Regions from separate parts of the Mus musculus genome. Here regions 1 and 2 are each linked to region 3. Evidence: chromatin loops called from intact Hi-C (ENCODE). Cell type or tissue: left cerebral cortex. All regions are shown on one strand. Each heading gives the region's core, and the rest is flanking DNA. Links, peaks and the distances in the headings are about the cores only.

Region 1 (7,094 bases), core at 708-5,707, 86 kb before region 3:
ACAGGGGGAAACAATAAAGCTCTGTGGGCAATGAATATATTCACCAGCAAGATTGTGCCAGTGTTTCTATTTATGACCATTTTTGGTAATTTTTCTTTACTATTGAAAATGCCATACATGTATACAAATACGACCATATACACCCCCATTTTCCCTTCCAACTCATCCAATATCTCCCCAGCATGCCCCTCCCCCACTTTGTCTTCTTTTATTTAGTTTCTATTACCCTCTATGTCTAGTCAGTGCTGCCTCTAAGAATGGGTGTGGGGCCATCCAGTGGGGCACGGGAATCCTGCCAGTGGCCACACAATCCAAAAAGAACGCATCTGCCTACTAACTTCCTATAGCTCCTCAGTGGTGGGCGGGGCCGGGAGGTCTCCATCTATGCAGGAAGTTTTGCGCTTGACCCTGTGCTGGTCTTATGCTGGAGTGCTGTAGCCATGCCCTGTCTAGAACCCAGCACTTCTCAGCCTCTCCGTCCTTGGGCTTACCGTCCTCACTCAGTAATGTTCCCAGAGCCCCAGAGCCTTGGCTAGGCCAGGGGTGTAGGGAGTGAGGGCTCTGATAGAAATGCCCCATTTAGGGCTGAGCACTTCTCAGTTGTACCTCTCTGCACTGACTGCTTCCCACTGCACACACGGGCCATGCTTTATCAAACTGCATGATTTACAAGTGTGAAGCCTACTCTGTTTCAGTAGTGTCGTGATGCAGTTCTCAAAAAGCATTTAAAGTAAAAAGATACTTAGAGAAGATAATACAAATCAAAACATGATCTCTCTCTCTCTCTCTCTCTCTCTCTCTCTCTGTGTGTGTGTGTGTGTGTGTGTGTGTGTGTGTGTGTGTGTGTGTGTGTATGTGTGTGTCCATGTAGGCAGGTGTGGCTAATAGCTTCTTTTTTGTTTGTTTGTTTGTTTTGGGTTTTTTTTTGTTTTGTATGTTGGTTGGTTGGTTGGTTTGGTTTGGTTTGGCTTTTATTTTGTTTGTTTGTTTTTTGGTTTGGGGTTTGTTTGTTTGTTTTGAGACAGCATCTGTCACGGAACCCTAAGCTAACCATTTCGGCTAAACTAGCTGCCCCTCCAACCAGTGCAGGGACCCAGGCCAATAAAGATGGAACATTCTGGAGTATAGGTCTCCCTGGTCCAAGCACAACTGCTGGCGCTCAGTTCAATGACTCTAAACACCACTTCTAATCAAAGCAAGGGTAAAGGAGCCATGTGACCACGTTTGGTCCAACAGTATCTGTCCATCATGTAGTAACCAGTAATGCAGAAGAGATAGACATGTGTGAACATGGCAAATCTATCGACATTACCCATGGCATAAATAGATGTGCTCACACCAACATATTGTAAAGAGACAAAAACAGGACTTAGGAGCCAACCATTGGACTGGGAGAAGGGTCCCCAATAGATGAATTAGAGAAGGGATTGAAGGAGTTAAAGGGTTTGCAACCCCATAGGAAGAACAACAATATCAACCAACCAGACCCCCAGAACTCCCAAGGACTAAGCCATCAACAAAGGAGTACACATGGCTCCAGCTGCATATGTAGCAGAGGATGGCCTTGTCATGCATCAATGGGAGGAGATGTCCTTGGTCCTATGAAGGCTCAATAGATGCCCCAGTGTAGGGGAATCGAGGGCGGGGAGGTGAGAGTGGGTGTTTGGGTGGAGAAACACCTCATAGAAGCAGGGGGAGGGAGGATGTGATAGGGTGTTTTAGGAGGGAGGAAAATCGGGAAAGGGGATAACATTTGAAATGTAAATAAAGAAAATATCCAATAAAAGAAGATAATAATAATAATACCATAGCCTAGTGGGGAATGTGAGCTACAGCCAGAGTGTCTATCCCCTAAAAGAAGGAAGGGCTGCAGCTTTCAAGTAAGCCAAGAAGACCCCTCACCTCCCCAAACAGTCCCTGTACCAAAGCCAAGACCCCAGGTAACCTGAGACATCTGGATGGCAACATTATTTGATTAAACCATCTTTCTCCTGCCTGGAATCAGCCTGTGTGCTCACTGCATCGGGCCTCTCCTCACCTGGTTTACCCACCAAGTCCTGCCAAGAGGCAAGGGCTCTGTCTACACCGGTGCGATGGGAACTCGGAGAGAGAACAACAGAAAACCATTTTGCACTTGGACCTAGCCACATTTCCCCCTGCTTTGGTGATCCTAATCTAGGTTCCCACCCTGCCACCTGGGCTGCATAGCAGCTTCGTGGCCACAGGCAAATCCCTCCGCCTCTGCGAGGCTCAGCTTCCTTACCTGTAAAATGGGAATAGGAGGGCCTACCACCTGCCAGGGTGGTTATGAGAACAAGAATGAGCTCATGTCTGTGGGAATGCTTCGCACACTTGCAGGGGTTTTGAGCCAGGATGTCATCACCATCATCATATCATAGCTGTCTTGCCATGTCTAGAAGGGGAGCCCGGGGCTTGGGGATGGCCCAGAGAAGAGAGGGGCTCCCATCCCGACCCTCTGACTCTGCTGGAGTTAGTCTCCCTAATTAACTCCTGCTGGCAGGGGTTTCCTGCAGGACATGTTTGTCTGCCACAAAAAGCCAGGTGAGGCTTCCAGGGGCCGCCCACTGGCCCTGACACACGGGGGAGGAATGATGACTCACAGCCCTCTAACAGCCTTGCTGACAGGCCTCTTGGCCAGGCTTAGCAGGGGTTGCAAAGGGCTGCCAACAGGGCAGTGGGGCCACTGGGCTCTTGAAAAAGCCAAAGAAAGATTAAGGGGGAGGAGAAGAAAAGGGCGGGCTGAGGGGAAAGAAAGAACGGCACAAAGCGGGGAAAGATGAACGGGCACTGCAGATGACAGGATGGTGGTCCAAAACCGCTGCAGCTCTGGGTGTATGCTGTATGCAGTGGGTGAAGTTTGTTTTGCAAGGTGGGAAAATTCTAGAGATCGGCTGCTCAAAAATGTGAATACAACGAATCCTCTACTGTACTTAAAATTTAGTTGAGATAGCAAATTTTATGGACTGTTTTATAGTAGACAAAATTTTAAAATTGTAGAATATTAGAAAGGGAAGGAAAGAAGAGAAGGAGAAAAGAAAAGTGGGCGGAAAGGAAGGGCAGGAAACAGGAAGGAAAGAGAATGGAAGGGAAGGGGGAAATGAAAGGAAGGAGAGGGGATTGGGAAAGAGATGCCAGAAAGGAAAAAAAAAAAAAAAAAAAAAAAAGCAAGACAGGGAGACAAGGACGAGGACATAGCGAAGGGACACAATTTCCCAGCACGAAGACCGCTCCCTCCGGAGGGGCGTGGCCTGTCCGTGACGTCAGCGCGCCGTTCCGCCGCCGCCGCCGCCGCCACCGCCCCCGGCCGCGCGTTGTGAAATCGCGGGGCTCGCTGGTGGCCGCCGGCTTGGTCGGCCCGCGCTCCCTGGGTGGTTGCGAGTCCCTCGACCTCTGGCCCCCGGCCCAGCCAGCCCCGGCGGCGGGGCAGGGCGGTAATTGCCCCGAGACGCGGCGTTTATCCGGGCGCGTTGTGCAAGGCCGCGCGAGCGGGACCCGGGGCGGCGGCTCTCACGCTCCGCTCCGGGCCCCGCGGGCTGTCCGCCTCCGTCCTCCCGGGGACCTTCCGCCGCCCGGCGAGCCGGAGAAACGGCGCGGACGCCCGCCGCTGCTCGCGGATATTCTGCGTGCATGGTCCCCACCGCCAGTCAAGACTGGATCCAAAGGCACCTGCCGCCAACCCGAGGACCCAGGTCAATCCCCAGGCTCCACCTAGTGTAAAGAGAGAACGATTCCCAGTTTGTCCTCTGACCTCCACGCATATGCTGTGAGGAGCGCGCACGGAGAAACAAAAATTTTAAAATGTAAATGAACCTTTAAAAAAAAAAAAAAAGACGAGATTCAAGTTCCTTCTGCCACTGATGCGTTTTGGATGACTTGGGAAATTTGCCTGCCCTCCCCAGTTGTAGGCATCCTCGCTTCAGATTAAATGATGAGACCTGAGAAAGTGGAGGGACACACCGACCTCATACCCATCCACTTCCCTTTTAGGAATGTGTTTCCCTGTGGCTTCCATGACTACAGGTGCCCTGGCTTCCTTTCTGGCTCTTGAGAGTTCCGTGTCTTGAGGCTCTCAGGCATCCCTGTTTTCTTTAGAGAAGGGACAGCGTCTCCAAAGACTTCAGATCCCAGCAGCCAGTTGTAGCCCACACCTGTCCTCTATGGGGTGCGTAGTATTTACATGATGTCCCAAGTTGAACACTGTCATGTTCCACTTCCAAAGCCATACAGCCACTCTGCGTTTTGTATATCTTGGTCATTCAGGATGGAATTATCCTTAAGTATTTCTTCTTCTCCCCAAGGCCTGTCCTTAAATGTTCCTTCCGACTCCCAGTTCCACCATTGGTGATCCTAACCCTGATAACAGTCGAGTGGAAGATGACAGCAACCTCCTAACGTCTCACTCTCTGTTCCTCTGGTTCACTCTATGCTGAAGGCCAGCGTGTACTTTCTAGAACACACCTCTTACCATTCTACTATAACACCAATGTTTATGTTGCCCCAGGTTTGCCTTTGAAGCACTGGGAAGTGAGGCCTTTGGAAGCTGACTATAAAAAGACTTGTTCTTATAAAAGAGGCCCAAGGGAGCTTGTTACTTCTTCTACCTCGGGGGGGGGGGGGGGGGGGACAAGGAGAAGTCACAAAGTATTAACCGAGAAAGATCATCCATTCTAACTAGGATCTCTCGGTGCTGAATTCAAAGCCTCAAACTTGTGAGGAACACGTTTCTGTTGTTCGTAAGTCACCCGGCTATGGCGTCTTTTTATAGCTATTTCCTACTGTCCTGTTAGTTGCCTGCCCTTCACTGTAGCCACGTGGCACTTACTGGTGTGTGTGTGTTACATGTACTTATGTAGTATGTATGTATGTATGCATGCATGCATGCATGCATGTACCAGGCAGCATGTGTGAACTTCAGAGAACAACTTGGTAGAGTCACTTCTGTCCTTCCTCCTTTAGATAGATTTTGGGATCAGACTCGGGTCACTAGGCCTGCACAGGAAGCCCCTTTACCCACCAGGCCACCTTGCCAGTCCCGTGTGCAAGGATCCACTTGTCTATAAATCTCAACCCAGACACTTCTTGTACATAGATTTTCCCTGACTTCTCCAATCCCTAACTACCTAGGCATCGTTCCTATTTGCTTGCAAAATAAGAATGTTTGGGCTCTTATGATGAATATTTTTGATAGAGTTATATGGATTAAGTTTTAATTAAAATTCATATAAAGAGTGAGGTGCAGTGGTGAATGCATGTAAAACTAGCACTTGAGAGGCAGGGGCAGGAAACTTGCCAAAACTTCCAGGCCAGATTGAACTATAGAGTAAGACCCCCCCCCCATCTCAAAAATAAAGCTAAAACTGACTTCAATGCATCTAGAAAATAGAACTCTAGACAGTATCTGAAAGGCTATCTGCCAAAATCTTAATAGAGATCCTCTGTGAATAGTGGGATTATAAGATATTTTAATCTTACTCATTTTGCCTACCTGTCTCTTCTGCATTTATCTAATTATGAGATTTATAAATGAAAAAAAGAAAAGTCCGTTGACTGGCCATCTGTAATCACAAGCCTGAGGCAACTGGCTAGGGTAAATTGGGGTTTTTGGCGTGCCTTGCCAGTTTGAGAGGGGAGGAGTCTACATGCCAAGGTAAAATGCCTTCTGTTCCCAGTTCAAGTACACAGCAGGAAGAAAAGGCGGCTGCTGCTTTGGTAGAAATGGATGCTGTAAGAATGTTCATTCATTGAAGAACGTAGCCAGGGGCTTTCTAAACTGATAGTATTCGTCAATGCCTTGGAGATCTTCTAGTTCCACCCCCTCACCTTGGAACCGGAAGACTTGGTGGCCTGCCAGACCTGCCGGATCACACAGGGAGGTGATGGCAGAGCTGGAATTTGGATGCGTTCCCTCACTCCCTGCTCTCTGCTCATTCCAGCATATGTTCCCACCCATCCCCAGTCATGCGCCCGAGACACACACACACACACACACACACACACACACACACACACTCGAAACAGTCATCTCTGCAGCTGTTGCATTCTAGTCTCACAGTTTCCTGCAGAGCAGTCACCAAGCATTCTTCCATAACTGTCCCTTTTTTTTTAATGTTGCGTATTGTATCGTCTTCCCCCTATGAGGTAGGCATGAGCATCCTCTGCTCTTTGAGGACCCTGAGATTCAAGGGAGTAATTTTCTCAAGGTCAAGTATTAAAAACAGAATTCAAGGACTCCCAGGAAAGCCCTCCCTGCCCAGGAACTCCTTGGTCCACACTGCCATGCCAGGGGGGTGTCTGGTTTTAGGGTGGCAGAGAAATGGTTTTGAGAGGTTTAAAGTCCTCCGGGTCTCCATTTCATGCTGCATTCCAGTCCTGAAGCTGTGTTTAAGGGTAGTTTAAAGCGTGACTTCTGCAATCTGGATCCTGGCTCTGCCGCCTAGTTATTGTGCAACTTTGGGCAAGTTACTTAGTTTCTCTGTGCCCCGGGTTTCTCCTGTGCAGAGGGTGGGTAATAACAGCCCTTAATTCACAGAGATAGGACAGGGATGTGGTGAGTTACAACATGAAAGCACATGAAACGGTGCCTGGCACGTGGGGAGCTCTTCCAAGCATTACCATCATTATCGCTTATCCCACCATTACTATCACAAAGCACTTGGATCTCGAATAAGGGCCAGCGAGATGGCCCAGCAGGAAAAGGTGCTTGTTGCCAAGCCTGACGGCCTGAGTTCAATCCCCGCATCCTTGTATGTGTCGGAAGGTTGTCTGTCTCACACACGCTATCATATATGTGCACACATAATTCACTATACACAAGCAAATGTAATAAGAACAAAACTGTGAGTGCTAAGACAAAGATGTCTTCCTGGAGGAAGGCATCTGGAGGGATTGTCTGGAAGCCATACACAATCAGAAGCTAACAGTGCGGCAGATGCAGTAACGTGCATGTGATGTCACTTGTCCGAGGGATTGGCCCAATTTGGGATGGAGCCCAGCTCCCCTGAGCCGGTCTCTGTTCCTCCTCACGGTTTGGAATTTGCCTCCACACTGAACATGTAGGCATGATCTGAAGTCTT
Region 2 (7,094 bases), core at 1,308-6,307, 270 kb after region 3:
AAACAAAAAAACAAAAACCCTTTTGCTCACCTAATTAACATTGCCGAATTAAAATGAAAACCTCATCCTAACACAGGGTTTCCCCTTATACTTTTATAAATTGCCATTTTCCTATGTGCAACATTTGTCTCATCTCTATCCAGGGGCAGCTCTTTGTCCTCCAGTACAAATAACCCTTACCCCTTTCCCTCACCTATTTTTTTCCCCTCTCCTTTGTTCTCTTCTTCTCCTTCATCCTCTGTCTCCAGTCTTTGTTTCATATTCCCTGCCATTTTCCCCTCTGGGACAAATAAATGTCCTGTGTGTTGAGGTTTGTGTCTTGGGGTGTGTTGAGCTGGTTTCGAGATTCCCTACACTGTTAATGTTTATGATATGCTAAGTTTATAAGTACTCTTCTCATGTTTATATTCCTGTAAATAAACACACCAGAGTGGGGGACATGGCTTTCTAGTTAGAAGCTATTGGCTTCTGTCTTAGTTAGGGTTTTGTTGCTGTGAACAGACACCATGACCAAGACAATTCTTATAAAGGACAACATATAATTGGTCTGGCTTACAGGTTCAGAGATTCAGTCCATCATTGAGGAGGAGCAGGGCAGCATCTAGGCAGGCATGGTGCAGGCAGACCTGAGAGTTCTACATCTTCTGAAGGCTGCTGGTGGAAGACTGACTTCCAGGCAGATAGGATGGGAATCTTTTTTTTTTCTTTTTTGGTTTTTCGAGACAAGGTTTCTCTGTGTAGCCCTGGCTATCCTGGGACTCACTTTGTAGACCAGGCTGGCCTCGAACTCAGAAATTCGCCTGCCTCTGCCTCCCAAGTGCTGGGATTAAAGGCGTTGCCACCACGCCTGGCAGGATGAGAATCTTAAAGCCCACACTCACAGTGATACACCTATTCCAACAAGGCCACATCCTGTCCAACAGGACCACACCTTGTAAAAGTGATACTCCCTGGGCTGAGTTTATAGAAACCATACAGCATCTTTGCTGCCCATCTTTATAGCCATAAAGACTACCAGTCACACAGTGATCCCAACTGTCTTCATGCCTGAGCCAGCCATCTGGGACACTCCGAGGACACCTTGAGACAGCTATGCACAAGGCTGCAGTTGATGGTACTTGGAAGGTAGGGGTGGAAGGAAGAGGAGTTTAAGGCCAGCACACTCCATAGCAAGTTCAAGGGTAGCCTGTGCTATATATGAGTTGTTTTGTTTGTGTCTCTTTACTCCTGTCAAGAAGAAGAGGGGGAGGGGATTGTGGAGAGATGGCTTCGTGGATAAAGCACCAGCCCCGAAAACATGGAGACTGGAGTTTGGACTCCTAGGTCCAGTTTAGCAGTAAAGGCTGGGTAGATGTGATGGCTCCCCATCATTCCAGCACTTGGGAGAGGGGACCCTGGCGAAAGCTATCCAGCCAGACATTCAGAAGCTGCGTGTTCTGAGTCCAGTAGGAGACCTGCTTTAATAAAGTGGAGAATGGTTGTGCAATGCAATGAATGGGATCAACTCCAGGCCCCTACAGGCATATGTGTACCCCCCACACACATACGGGAGGAAACAAAGACGGGAATTAAAAAGGGAAGAACAGAAGACTAAAGAAAGAACTGTCACAGATCACCCTGGCTATAGAAGACACAGACTTAGGCCTGTTTTTAACACTTCATACCAGGTTTTTGTGGTGACGGCTTGGACAAACCATTTCTGTCTTAGCCAGAGGGGTAATACTTCTGCCTGTGAATGATTCAGATACTTTTTGGACGTACAAGCAGTCAAGGGTTTGGGGAGGTAGCTCAGTGCTAGAGCATGTCTGGCAAATGTGCATGCACACCTCACAACCCACAAGGGGCTGGGTTCAATCTCCAGCACCATGAAATAAAACCCACAAACTGTTGGGGACAGGGGTCACACATCAAAACAGGTTAATTGAGAAGTTTTCTTAGAAAATAAAAATTAAAAAAAAGATTTATTTATTAAATTATATGCGCATGTCTGTGTGTCAACTTGTGCTCTTGAGTTGTAGACACACCCAGAAGTCAGAGGCACTGGACATCTTGGAGCTGGGCTTGCAGGTAGCTGTGAGCTCCCCATGTGGGTGCTGGGAACTGAACTTGGGGTCTCTGCACTTAACTGCTGAGCCAATCTTTTTAGCTACCCTTAAGAAATCTAGGTGTGTGGACATGTTGGTAGAGTGACTGCCTTGTATGCACAGGACTCTGGGTTCAAAGTCCTAGCCCTTGCTCCTACCTCCAGAATTACATAAACATGTATGGGAGGAGTATACCCACGTAATCCTAGCATCTGAGAGACAAAGGTTGGAAGAGGGAAGGTCAAGGCATTTTCAGTTACAAGGTGAATTTGAGGCTAGACTAGAATACAGCAGATTCCATCTCAAAAAAAAAAAAAAGCCAGAATATCTATCTGTGTCTATATATGTCATCCAACATCTTGTAGAATGGGTGTAAGGACACAGCCCAGGAGAGTTTCGCTTTCATGGGAATGCTGGAAAGAAGAACTCCTCACTTTCTGGCTTGCTGATGGTTGAATTAAGTCCTTTCTTTATATTCATGAGAAGGCCTGCCCCATAGTGTCTCAGACATGACTATAATTGGAGATGGGCTTTAAAGAGGTAAGCTACAGGAAACAATCTAATCTAATATGAAGGGCCTTATGAAATGGGATTAGGAGGCACGTACACACACACACACACACACACACAGATCATCTGAGGATGTGGGAGAAGACAGCCAGGCAAAGGGAAAGTCTGAGAAGAAACCAACCCTGTTGACACTTCAGCTTGAGACTCCCAGACTCCAGAACAGTGAGAGGATCCGTTTCAACCAATGTATACACAAACCCAGCCAACCAGGAGTACATCTCAGAAGCAGCTCAAAATGGTTTAGGACACCCAGAAACTTTCTTGGAAGCCACGATGAATAAGTATAAGTGTGAGTCATATCACAGAACTTAGTTTAGAGTATTCTGAATTAATTTTCAAATTGGGGAGGTTGAATAGATTCCATGATAGAAATAGAGATGGCAGCAGGAGACACATCCAGTGTTGTGCAGTTGAACTGTCTATGTGTGAAGACAGGAAAGACACTTCTAGGAGCATTTTGTCCAGCTGGAAAATGGAGTCTTCAACCCTACAGCTGCCTGGAATGGAGTTTTGCCAACACTGCAAAAGTCAGAAGAGGGACTGCCCTAGAACCCACTGCGGAACCCCAAAGACCAACACTGGGGTTCTGACTTACAGAACCTGGCTGTTTGTGCATCTTCAAGTCTTCCTGTTACAGTTTGTATGGGTTAGATGGGGAGGAGCGGAACATCTAGATGGTATCTCACTGGTACAGCTATTTGTAAGCCAGGACCCTCAGCTGGGCCCCTTGATCTTGAAATACTTGGTTTCCAGAGAAGGGGGATAGAAGGAATAAATATGAAAGAGAGAGGCAGAGAGAGAGACAGAGAGGAAGAGACAGAGAGAGAAACACACACACACATACACACACACACACAGAGAGAGAGAGAGAGAGAGAGAGAGAGAGAGAGAGAGAGAGAGAGAGAGAGAGAGAGGGAGGGAGGGAGGCACTAAAGCTCCAAATAACAAAGGCCTGCTTCTAGCCATCTGTACTATAAAATCGACACCAGGAGGGCTGGCTGTACAAGCCCCGATGCCCAGCTGGCATGTTGGGGGCGTGTTGGGGCATGTTGGGGGAAACTGAGCCTCCAGAATTTAGTTTGGCAGTGACATTTTTTTCCTTCGGCCTTAGTTCCCATTTCCTAAAAGCAGGGGTCCTGGCATCTGCTGCAGACAGCCCACGGAATGTTACTCTCCCATGTTTGCTCCAGAGAAAAGAGAAAATGGAAGGAAAGACGTTTCTGCTGTGTGTTTAGGAACAACAAGAGGGAGTCCCTCTTGATCTAGAGGTATGGGTTGTCATTTATTCTAATGTATGCATTCTTCTGGTTATTGTGTCAAAAAGTCATCAACAGGAATCCCTGGTTCCTTCCACTGTTGGGTTAACTGTAAATAGGAACTTGTCAGAAAGCGACACCTTGTGGCTCTTGTGGGTACTGCCCTCCTGCAAAGCTTTCCTAAAAATCTTTTTTAAGTACCTAAGAGAGCATCCCCCGTGTAACCCTTTATCCGTAAGTATCCCAAACGACACACCACTAATTTAATTTCTTAAAAACCTTTAGTATATTTCCACTTCATTTATTTAGTGGAAGCCAGAAAAACTTCCTATCTAAATCACATGTTTCTGTTTAGAATTATATTACATCTATTTTAATAAAGAATTTAAGTCTGGCTTAGAGGCACACGCCTTTAATCACAGAAGTCGACAAGCAGACTTAGGCAGAGCTCTGTGAATTCAAGGTCAGCCCCTGTACTTAAGAGAGTTCCAGGACAGCCAGGGCCACCACAATGACTAAGGTGATGGCATCTTATTTTGACTCCGTTTGTTGTTGGTTTAGACAGTTCTCAGCTCTCTACTCTGCTCCCACAGAAGTCATGGCTGCCTTGGCAACACTTTTGAAATGTCTAAGGCCTTGACCATGGTTCAAATGTATTAAGCAAAAATAATTAAGCTAAAGTAACCAAAAGAGATATGAGTAAAAAAATGTAATGTTATGAAATAACTTCTGTACATTTCACTACGTAGAGAGATCTGCCTGAAAAGAACCAAGAAAAAAATCAGATTATTTGAAGTTATCTTTTATGTATATTTTCTTTTTCTATTATGGAATAGGAGTAACTTTCATGAATGTGATTATACAGTAGCATTGAAGATGTTAAAAGCCATTGGGAATGCAGCTTGCTTTCTAACATATTTATTTTTTGTAATATTGTTTTAAATGACTTATTTTCATTTTATGTGCATTGGTATTTTGAGGGTGTTGAATCTCATGGAGCTGGAGTTAACAGTTGTGAGCTGCCATGTGGGTGCTGGGAATTAAATCCAGGTCCTCTGGAAGGGCAGCAAGAGCTGAGCCATCTCTCCAGCCCCAGGAATACCATTTTTGTTTCAAAAGTTTTTATCATGTGGTGTGTGTGTGTGTGTGTGTGTGTGAGAGAGAGAGAGAGAGGGGGGGGGGCATGTATGGGACCAGAGAGGCCAATCAGCAGAAGTCATTTCTCTCCTTTCTACTGTGTGGATCTCAGGGACTGAGCTAGGTCACCAGGACTGTCAGTAAACGTTCTTACCCGCTAAGCATCTCTCTGGCCCCTCTTGATTCTCTCTCTCTCTCTCTCTCTCTCTCTCTCTCTCTCCTTTCCTTCCTTCCTTCCTTCCTTCCTTCCTTCCTTCCTTCCTTCCCTCCTTCCTTCTTCCCTCCTCCCTCCCTCCCTCCTTCCCTCCCTTCCTTCCTTCCTTCTCCCTCCCTCCCTCCCTCCCTCCCTCCCTCCCTCCCTCCCTCCCTCCCTCCCCCCTCCCTCCCTCCCTCCCTCCTTTCCTTCCTTCCTTCCTTCCTTCCTTCCTTCCTCCCTCCTTCTTCCTTCCCTCCTTCCTTCCTTCCTTCTTCCTCCCTCTCTCTTTCCCTCCCTCCCTCCCTCCCTCCCTCCCTCCCTCCCTCCCTTCCTTCCTTCCTTCCTCCCTTCTTCCTTCCCTCCTTCCTTCCTTCTTCCTCCCCTCTTCCTTCCTTCCTTCCTTCCTTCCTTCCTTCCTTCCTTCCTTCCTTTGAGAATTAACTTTATTTACAAGCATGTGTCCTCTGCAAGTAGATGTTGTTGTTGGCAGGTGTTCTGTAAATATTGAAGGAGGTAATCAATGCCTATTGGAAATGGGGGACAGAGAATCATCATTGTCTTTGCTTGTGTGTTCGTGACATGATGGCACCCCAGAGGACAGGAAGAGCTCTCTGTGCTACCTGGCAGGACCGTGGAACAAATGGCAGTCCCGTCAGCCCGACCTCGCTTCACTGAACATAATGGGAATTCTGTTCCCTGTGTCAACCACAGCATTTAGCCACAGAATCTTGAGAGAAGCTATCTGATACTGCACACATGAACACACTTCCATTTTATATCCCTTGTTGAAATATGAATATGAAATAGACTCAGCAAAAAAAAGTCAATATTATTTGTATTATACACACACATATAGATTTTTTACAGCTATTTATTTATTTGGTTCGTGCATGTTCGTGTGCGTGAGTGTGTGAGCGTGTGTGTGTGTGTGTGTGTGTGTGTGTGTGTGTGTGTGTGTGCACGCGTGCACAAGAATGTGTCATGGCACTCACAAAGAGGTCAGAGAACAACTTGAAAGAGCTAGGTTCTCTCCTTCTTCTGTGTAGGCCCTAGGGATTGAAATAATGTGGTCAGACTTAACAAAAAGTATCTTTACCCATGGAGCCATCTTGTGGGTCCTATAGTTTTTTGTTTTCTGTTTTGGGGTAGGGCTTCTTGTAGCCTAGCCTAGCCTCAGATCTCCTGTGTAGCCAACGATGACCTTGAACTTCTGCCCCTCCTTGCTTCTGTCTCCCAAATGGTGAGATTACAGGTGTGCATCAGCATAAGGGCTGTCTGTCTGTCTGTCTGTCTGTCTTGTACTGGGGATTGAGCCCAAGGCTTTACAGATGCCTGGAAAGTGTTATGCAACAGAGCCACATTCTGCAGCCCCTTATTTTGTATTTTAAAGACTGAGAGAACGTGGAATACTTTATTAATTCTCAGACTTCATCTCATTTCACAAAACAATGAAAACCCTAGACTTGTGTGCTCTATGTGCTTAGCAAGAAATGCAGTAAGGCCTTTTCCTGAGAGGATGGGAAACCCTTGTTTCTGAGGTAGAAGGAAACCTCAGACCTGCATCTGACCAGGGTTCAAGCTCTCTGTGTCCCAGGCTGGCAGACTAGAGAGCTTTGAGCTGTCTTAGAAGTCAACAGATGTGACAAGGAACACGGTGCTCTGATGTGAAATAGACCCCTCCCCAACCGGGAACTAGAACTAAGTTGTAGCTTCAGGACCCTCAGTCAGCTCACATCCCAAGAGTCACCTCTCGGGTTCTCCTGGCCTTCTGGGATCCTGTGTCCAGGGCCACATGGTGACAGCCTTCTGTGTTGTTCACACATGCCACAAAGCTACAAGGCAGCTATGAAG
Region 3 (7,094 bases), core at 1,354-6,353:
CTTTCTAAACAGAATATGAAAGCCAGAAGCATGAGGGAAAACAGTAACAGTGCTGAATTCATTAAACCATTAAATTCAGGTCTAGGAAATGTTCACTATACACAGTGAGTCAGCCAATATTGACGATATATAAGTCATCCTCACATAAGTCACCAAGAACTCAACTCAAAGGACTCACAGCAAAGAACAAGAACATGCAACTTACACAGGAGCCATCAAACAGCTAGCATGAGCCAATAGTAATTAAGAAGATAAACTAAAAACAGCACTGTACTTCCCTGTGACAAGGTAAACATGGACAGAAACAGAATTCCTGATGACAGCAAGAAGTATCCAAATTTCTAAGGCTTTTTTTTTTGTCTTTTAGGAAGAGTACACAGAATTCTTCAAGGGCCTACAACAAGGCCCATGAACTTCTTCTGTAAAAGGTCGAATGATTAATATTTTAGGATTTGTGGCCAGCCAGTCACTGTTTCAACTATTCTGCAAATGGAGCAGAGTTTTACACTGGTAGCCACACACAATACGTAAACCAATAGGTATGCCACAGAAAATACACAGAATGCTGCTACAGTCGGCACAGCTGTGATCCCATAAATGTATAATGTAAGCAATAGACCATGTGTCGTCCACAGACCACAGTCTGCTGAGTCTTGTTCTAGAGACCAGCATAATGACCCACAGGCAGAATCAAGGAGGTGTTTAGTTAAAGCTAAACAGAAGAGAGACGTCATAATTAAAACAAGCAGTATTAAAACATGTTCCGTCAGTGAATCACAAATTCCTAATGGTGTCCAAGTATGCAAACAATCAAATGCACAAATTGAATATGGGAATCCATACATAATCCATATATATAGACGAGGGTGGTATAGCTGACAAACCTCAAAGCTGCCTTCATTTGTCACACTCTCTCAGGGCCCGAGCTGCCACTTCTAACCAGAAAACGACTTACCAAACATGAGAAAACTCTTCTAGGCCCATCAAGGAATGCTCAGGGTTATTAAAGATGTTCTTTCTGATCTTCAAACAGGCTCTGGAGTGGCTACAGATGGATGGCTGCCTTGGAGTGCCAATCTTGGCTGGGAAACATGATTCCAAGTACCCTATTGGCTCAGTTAAAAGATTCCCTATGGAAGAAAACTGGATGAGAATCATTACTCAAAGGGTCCAAGAGGTAAGAAAACATGTTTTCCTCTCAGTATTGACTTCATAGTTCTAAAATCTAGGTACAACACAACTATTAAAATCATGTTTAAATAAAGTCCTGCTATGTAACTCATGCCAGCCTCAAACGTATACACCTCCAGCATTAGCCCCATCCCCTAACTGCTGGGATCACAACTGTGCACCAGCATACCCACCTCAATTTTTACTTATAGTCATAAAAATTCATAAATTATATTAATACATGTGTTGATTGTATATTATGCAGTATAAACTATAATTTATAATTATTTCTTTTTATGTTCTTTATAGGGACACTCCAGATCTCCATTTTATTTAATTTGCATCAAACCTATCTATCCTATTATATCTTATTAGCACAACCAGTAAGATCTAGCACTAACTCTCACAATATGTTTCCTTGCTTTTTGCTTATACAAACTCTTTTTACTGTTGTGATGTATTAGACCTATTTTAAATCCTTGGGAGACAGAGGCAGGCAGATCCCTGAGTTGGAGGTAAGCCAGAGCTACGAACACACAATTTTTTTTTTTTTAAAGTCTTTAGGTGTAGCTCAGGTATACCCAGAACCCTTCCTGCCACAAGAAGAGGGCAGCACAAAGTGGAGATTCTTAGAGGTTCTAATTCATTACCTCAAAGCTCTAAACCAACAAGAGGACAGCCTGGTCTACAGAGTGAGCACAGGCCAGCCGGGGCTTCACAGAAAAATCCTGTCTCCAGGGTAGGAGTGTGGAGACAAAAATACTCTTATACAGAGGGGGGAAAAGAATATATATATATATATATATATATATATATATATATATATATATATACATACATACACATATAGTATGTATGTAAGTTAAAGCATAATACACCTGCCAGCCACTCCAAAGACCTCAGTGCCACTTCTTGCATCTCTGTCGACTGCTTCCAGGAGCTGCAATCTGATCTTTATCATCGTTTACTTCCTTTCAGAAAGAGATCTTATCATATGTACTTTCGAGCCTAAACAATACATTTTGAATTCTATAAAAGCTGACACCACCCTGTAAATTATCTATATAAACTGCCTTTCTCTCTCCATCTATATTGTGTGCGCTTCTGACAACTTTGACGTTTTCTCCAAGAATATTTACAATTACTACTGTATAGTTTTTGTTTGTTTGGGGGTTTTGTTTTTAAATCCTCATCCATGTACTGGTGGGAAAAGATTAAAGGCGAAGAAACTTGGACCAAATGAGGGCATCAGTCACACACATCCCACCTTCCTGTAACCCCCTACGGAAAAAGACCACACTACACACGTGGCCGACGCAGCTACTGTACTGAAACTAAGCCCAGACCACACCCCGTGTACCAAGATCCTAATACGTCACTCCCGTTAGCCTTAGCATGTCACGTGGTCGTCGAGACACGTGACCCTTACTTTGGCGGCAAGGACAAGAATGTACGTCAGGTGGCTCGCGTTCTTCTGGCCAGGGAAGCGGGCCGCCTAGCTTAGGGTGCGGCGCCACCTTTTTCCATAACGTTACCTGCCTCCAGGGCCGGCTGAACGCACCCACATGGGGCCGCCGTAGCACACGAGCCCTGCTTCTCCAAGCCGCGCATGGTTACAGGCCGCTGAGTCGTCCGCGCGCCCAACGCTGATTTCCGCTTCCGCGCGTTAGGCTTTGGCGCCTGCGCAGTTGTCGCTAGGTGCCGGGTCTTGGAGAACGCGCTCAATGGCGGCCGAGCTGCCGCGTGGAGGGTGGGTTCCCGGACGCCGTGAGGCCCATCATTCACCCACCACGCGGCGATGGCGGCCTCGCGACAGCCTGCACCATACCCTCCGAAGGTGGGACATGTGGATAAAGATGTACACGCAAAGATACCCTTGAATTATAAGCGGCCTCGGTGACCAAAAATAACCTTGAGTTTAAAGGGAAAGGATGTGAATGTCCATCTATGATCACATAGCAAAAGAACTGGAGTTTGGGACTTTTTTTTTTCCATTTATTGTGTGCGCGGGAGCATGTCAAAGTCAAATGACAAAATGCCGGAGCCGATACTCCTCATGGCCGCGTAGCTCCCAGGATCAAAGTCAGGTCGTGTTAGCCGGTTCCTTTACTCGCTGAGCCAACTAGCGGCCCAAGAGCTGGACGTTAAATGTTTAAAATTTCCCTTGGACGTGGGCATACGTGTTATATTTATCACTCCCCTCCACTTTTTAAGTAATAACTATTTGTCGGAAAAGGGCAAGAAAATCAAGAATGGTAGGTGTTACAAGCAAGCTAGGCTAGAAGTTATTAAGTGAGAACGTTTGTGCTCCAAACCACTGGAACCGAAATAAGGATGAAGAGCCAGCAAAAACCGTATTTTCTCTCCCTGCTCCAATTGCCTGCTCTTTAGCCACTTGTAAGATTCTTTAACCGCCCCTCCCCCCCAAAAAAAGATTCTTTAACCCAAACTCTTTGCATACATGATTATGTTTGGGGATTTCAAAATCTTGTTGGTTTCGAAGAGAGGGGGGAATCCACCTGACATTACCTGTAATATAAAATATTAAAAAATGCGAATCCACGGATTAAAGGCTTAACCGTGAAAAGCTGTTTCCAAGTGTTTGTTGTCACTGACTAAACAAGTCCCTAGTAGGAAATAATCAGTATTAGGAGACAGGTTTTTGAGAGAAAGTTGTGAATTCTTAAGTTAAAACTGATACTGTGCCCTCTGTCAGTTTTGTCCATGAAATTTCCAAAAGTTTTTTACCCCCCTTTTTCTTGTAGAAGATAGAGTTGTTGTCTAGCTGGAGAAACAAGTTTGTGTGCCTTTGGGCAACACGTACACGCTGTAAAAATGGGCTAAGCTGCAGTTGCCACTAGTCGGCGCTGTTAATAAGACAGTCAAAAGTGAAAGGGGCTTGCCCTCCATCAAGATCTGCCACTCACTGCGTCTAATTCCCAACTCTGCCAACCACTGAGACTCAAAACCAAGTAGACTTGGAGATACTAGACCTAGGAATCTGTCATTAAAAATAGCGGAGCAAAAGGAGCTGGAGCGATGGCTCAGCAGTTCAAAGCACCAGCCAAGTTTCCAGAGGATTCAGGTTTGATTCTCAGTACCCACGTAGTAGCTCGCAACTTATGGTAACTCCACTTCCAGGGGATCTGATGCCTCTTCTGACCTCCACAGGCACCTACACACACATTTAAAAGCTGGGCCTGATGGCTCATGTTATAATCCCAGCACTGGGGAGACAGAGGCAGGCAGATCTCCGAGTTGGAGGTAAGCCAGAGCTACGAACACACAATTTTTTTTTTTTTAAAGTCTTTAGGTGTAGCTCAGGTATACCCAGAACCCTTCCTGCCACAAGAAGAGGGCAGCACAAAGTGGAGATTCTTAGAGGTTCTAATTCATTACCTCAAAGCTCTAAACCAACAAGAAAAAAGGAATAATTTGATTCGCTCTGGAGTCTAGATATGAATAGTAAGAAAATAATGAATTTATAGGGAATGGTAAAAGAAAATGAATGGTGGAGATGGTTCAGTGGGTAAGGAAGGCACTTGCCATGCAAGTAAGGGACTAGACTTTGGGTGCTCAGCCACCATGTAAATGCTGAGTGGGTGTAGCGACCTGCAGGAGGGAAGAACAGGTAAGCCCTGGAACAAGCTGGCTAGTTAGACTACCCCAAGTAGTGGGCTCTGGGTTCAGGTGAGAGCCCCTATCTGACTATATAAGCTGGAGAGCAATTGAGTAAGACAGACATCACCCTGTGGTTTCATAGGCTTGTACATACATGGGCAGCTATGAAGCCACACACCAGTACTTGAGAGCACATAAACACTTTAAAACAAAAGGCTAGGGGTGTAACTCAGTTGGAAGACTGATTGTCTAGTACATACAAAGTCCTTGGTTCAAACCTTGCACTGCATAAAGCCAGGTGTGGATACAACCTAGCACTGCATAAAGCCAGGTGTGGATAAGTGCTCACCAGGTGAGTTTCAAGCCAGCCTGGGACATATAAGACCCTGTCTTCAAAAATGAAAAACAATAAAGACAAACTTGAGTGGTTAAGAGCATGTGTTGCTCTTGCAAAGGACCTGGGTTCAATTCCCAGCAACCACAGGGACAGACAAAGCTCTCCATAGATGCTGTCTTCTGACTTCTGTGGGCACCAAGCATGCATGTACATGCAGGAAACACTCATACTCATAAAGTATTTTTAAACATTTAAAACCTTAGACATAGGGCTGGAGAGATGGCTCAGAGGTTAAGAGCACTGACTGCTCTTCTGAAGGTCCTGAGTTCAAATCCCAGCAACCACATGAGATCTGATGCCCTCTTTTGGGGTGTCTGAAGACAGCTACAATGTACTTACATATAAGTACTTACATATAATAAATAATATAATAAATCTTTTTAAAAAACCTTAGACATAAAGCCATAAAGACAAAAATGCCTGTGTACAGATGTCACCTCAAATATAAGAACCCTAGGGGAGAGTCCTGAACACCTGTATACGTGAAGGCTCCCCGGGTGGCTTATGTGCTGCTCTGCACCATACCCTCAGCAGGGGACTGAGTTTGTCTTTTTATAGAGTCTCAGAGCCTAGCACACACTCTTGCTGAATGAGCTTTTATTTGCCAAAGTTTGTCTTCTTTTTAGTCTTCTATAAAAGCCCAAGGAAAATCCAAACCAACAAAACATCAGGGAATATTTTCAAATATTTTCCCACCCAGAACTGTTTCTGTTCCTGCCTCTGGTCTCCTGTCCTGCTTGGGTCACTATGACTGTTATCACCGGATGAATTCCTGAAATACGAAAACTTCAACTTCATCATCGAAAAGCCTTACTCTGGGGCTGGAGAGATGGCTCAGCGGTTAAGAGTGCTGTCTGCTCTTCCCAAGGTCCTGAGTTCAAGTCCCAGCAACCACATGGTGGCTCACAACCATCTGTACTGAGATCGGGTGACCTCTTCTGGTTTGTCTGAAGGCAGCTACAGTGTACTTACATATAATGAAGAGAGAAAGAAAGAAAGGAAGGAAGGAAGGAAGGAAGGAAGGAAGGAAGGAAGGAAGGAAGGAAGGAAGGAAGGAAGGAAGGAAGGAAGAAAGGCCTTACTCCTCAGTTACCAGATAAATGATTAAGTCTACAAGTCTATACCCAGGGCTAAGACAATGACTCTGCTGGTTAGGTAGGAGTACTTACTTTTTATGGCCCAGTGTGGTGGTGTATGCCTTAGATGCCTCTCAGGATGCAAAGGTGGGCAGATCTCTGAATTTGAAGCCAACATAGTCTACATGGTTGGTTCCAGATTAGGGGGTCTGTGGGGGGGGGCAGGGACAGGGACAGAGATACACTGCTCTCAGAGGGGACCCAGGTTTGCAGGTTTGGTTCCTAGTACCCATCCCAGATATCTCACAACCCCCTATAAATTCCTGGTCCAGGTGGGTCTCTACACATCAATAACAAATTAGCTGCCTTATGATAAACTTTTAGCATGTAAACCAGCTTTCCCATATGGACCAGACATTGACACAGTTGGCATGCAGATCTCTTGACCTTGAACTGTACTGCTCTTCTGTGCAGCTCCTCTCCAGCCCTCCAGGATAGAAAAGCACCCCTCCTATTGTGTGTGCTATTCACACGGTGCCAACACTGTTTCCTTGGGGGGTAGGTTATTAATAATAATTAGCATAGATTTTAAGTATGAGGTTTAAGAGAAAGAGAGCCAGTCTCATAGAAAGGAAAACACCCAAGAGCCAGGGCATAGCCTGTTGCACTTGACACTTTCTTTTGGAATTATTTGTTTTCTGTTTTCTTCCTCCATGAAACCAAATTAAACCCCAGTGAGTGGTGGCTGGCAAGGTGGTTCAGTGAGTAAGTGCACTGACTGCTCTTCCAAAGGTCCCGAGTTCAAATCCCAGCAACCACATGGTGGCTCA

Evidence for each region. Hi-C counts contacts between places; a loop is a spot of excess contacts. Peaks named below come from ENCODE experiments on the same cell type or tissue, not always from the same donor. Only the 100,000 strongest peaks of a DNase experiment are listed, where the experiment ranks them.
Region 1: a loop joins it to region 3, with 8 times the contacts of the local background. A loop is called at or near these places in 3 of 42 quality-filtered maps.
Region 2: it touches region 3 in a loop (3-fold over the local background); 6 of 42 quality-filtered maps call a loop at or near these places.

What each region holds. Positions count from the first base shown.
Region 1 is chr4:46,301,606-46,308,699 of GRCm38, forward strand. It overlaps Gm12447, which reads left to right and starts at 2,538. Exons shown (of 4, transcript XM_030253986.1): 1 at 2,538-2,562; 2 at 3,261-3,710. The coding sequence starts at 2,538. All of the region lies in intron 4 of Gm12446 (predicted gene 12446), which reads right to left. In left cerebral cortex, for the core only: a CTCF peak has its summit at 3,742; DNase peaks (open chromatin) are centred at 2,743, 3,299 and 4,045; H3K4me3 peaks cover 1,567 bases; H3K27ac peaks cover 1,098 bases.
Region 2 is chr4:46,653,266-46,660,359 of GRCm38, forward strand. No RefSeq gene overlaps it. Among named protein-coding and RNA genes, the nearest start is that of Tbc1d2, 6.6 kb to the left of the region's middle. In left cerebral cortex, for the core only: a CTCF peak has its summit at 4,058 (motif pointing left); DNase peaks (open chromatin) are centred at 2,991, 3,702 and 4,049; H3K27ac peaks cover 831 bases.
Region 3 is chr4:46,386,613-46,393,706 of GRCm38, forward strand. It overlaps Trmo (tRNA methyltransferase O), which reads right to left and starts at 2,825. Exons shown (of 5, transcript NM_001347095.1): 1 at 2,706-2,825; 2 at 956-1,130. The coding sequence starts at 2,781. In left cerebral cortex, for the core only: CTCF peaks have their summits at 3,288 and 4,031; DNase peaks (open chromatin) are centred at 2,598, 2,809, 3,222 and 4,035; H3K4me3 peaks cover 2,243 bases; H3K27ac peaks cover 1,502 bases.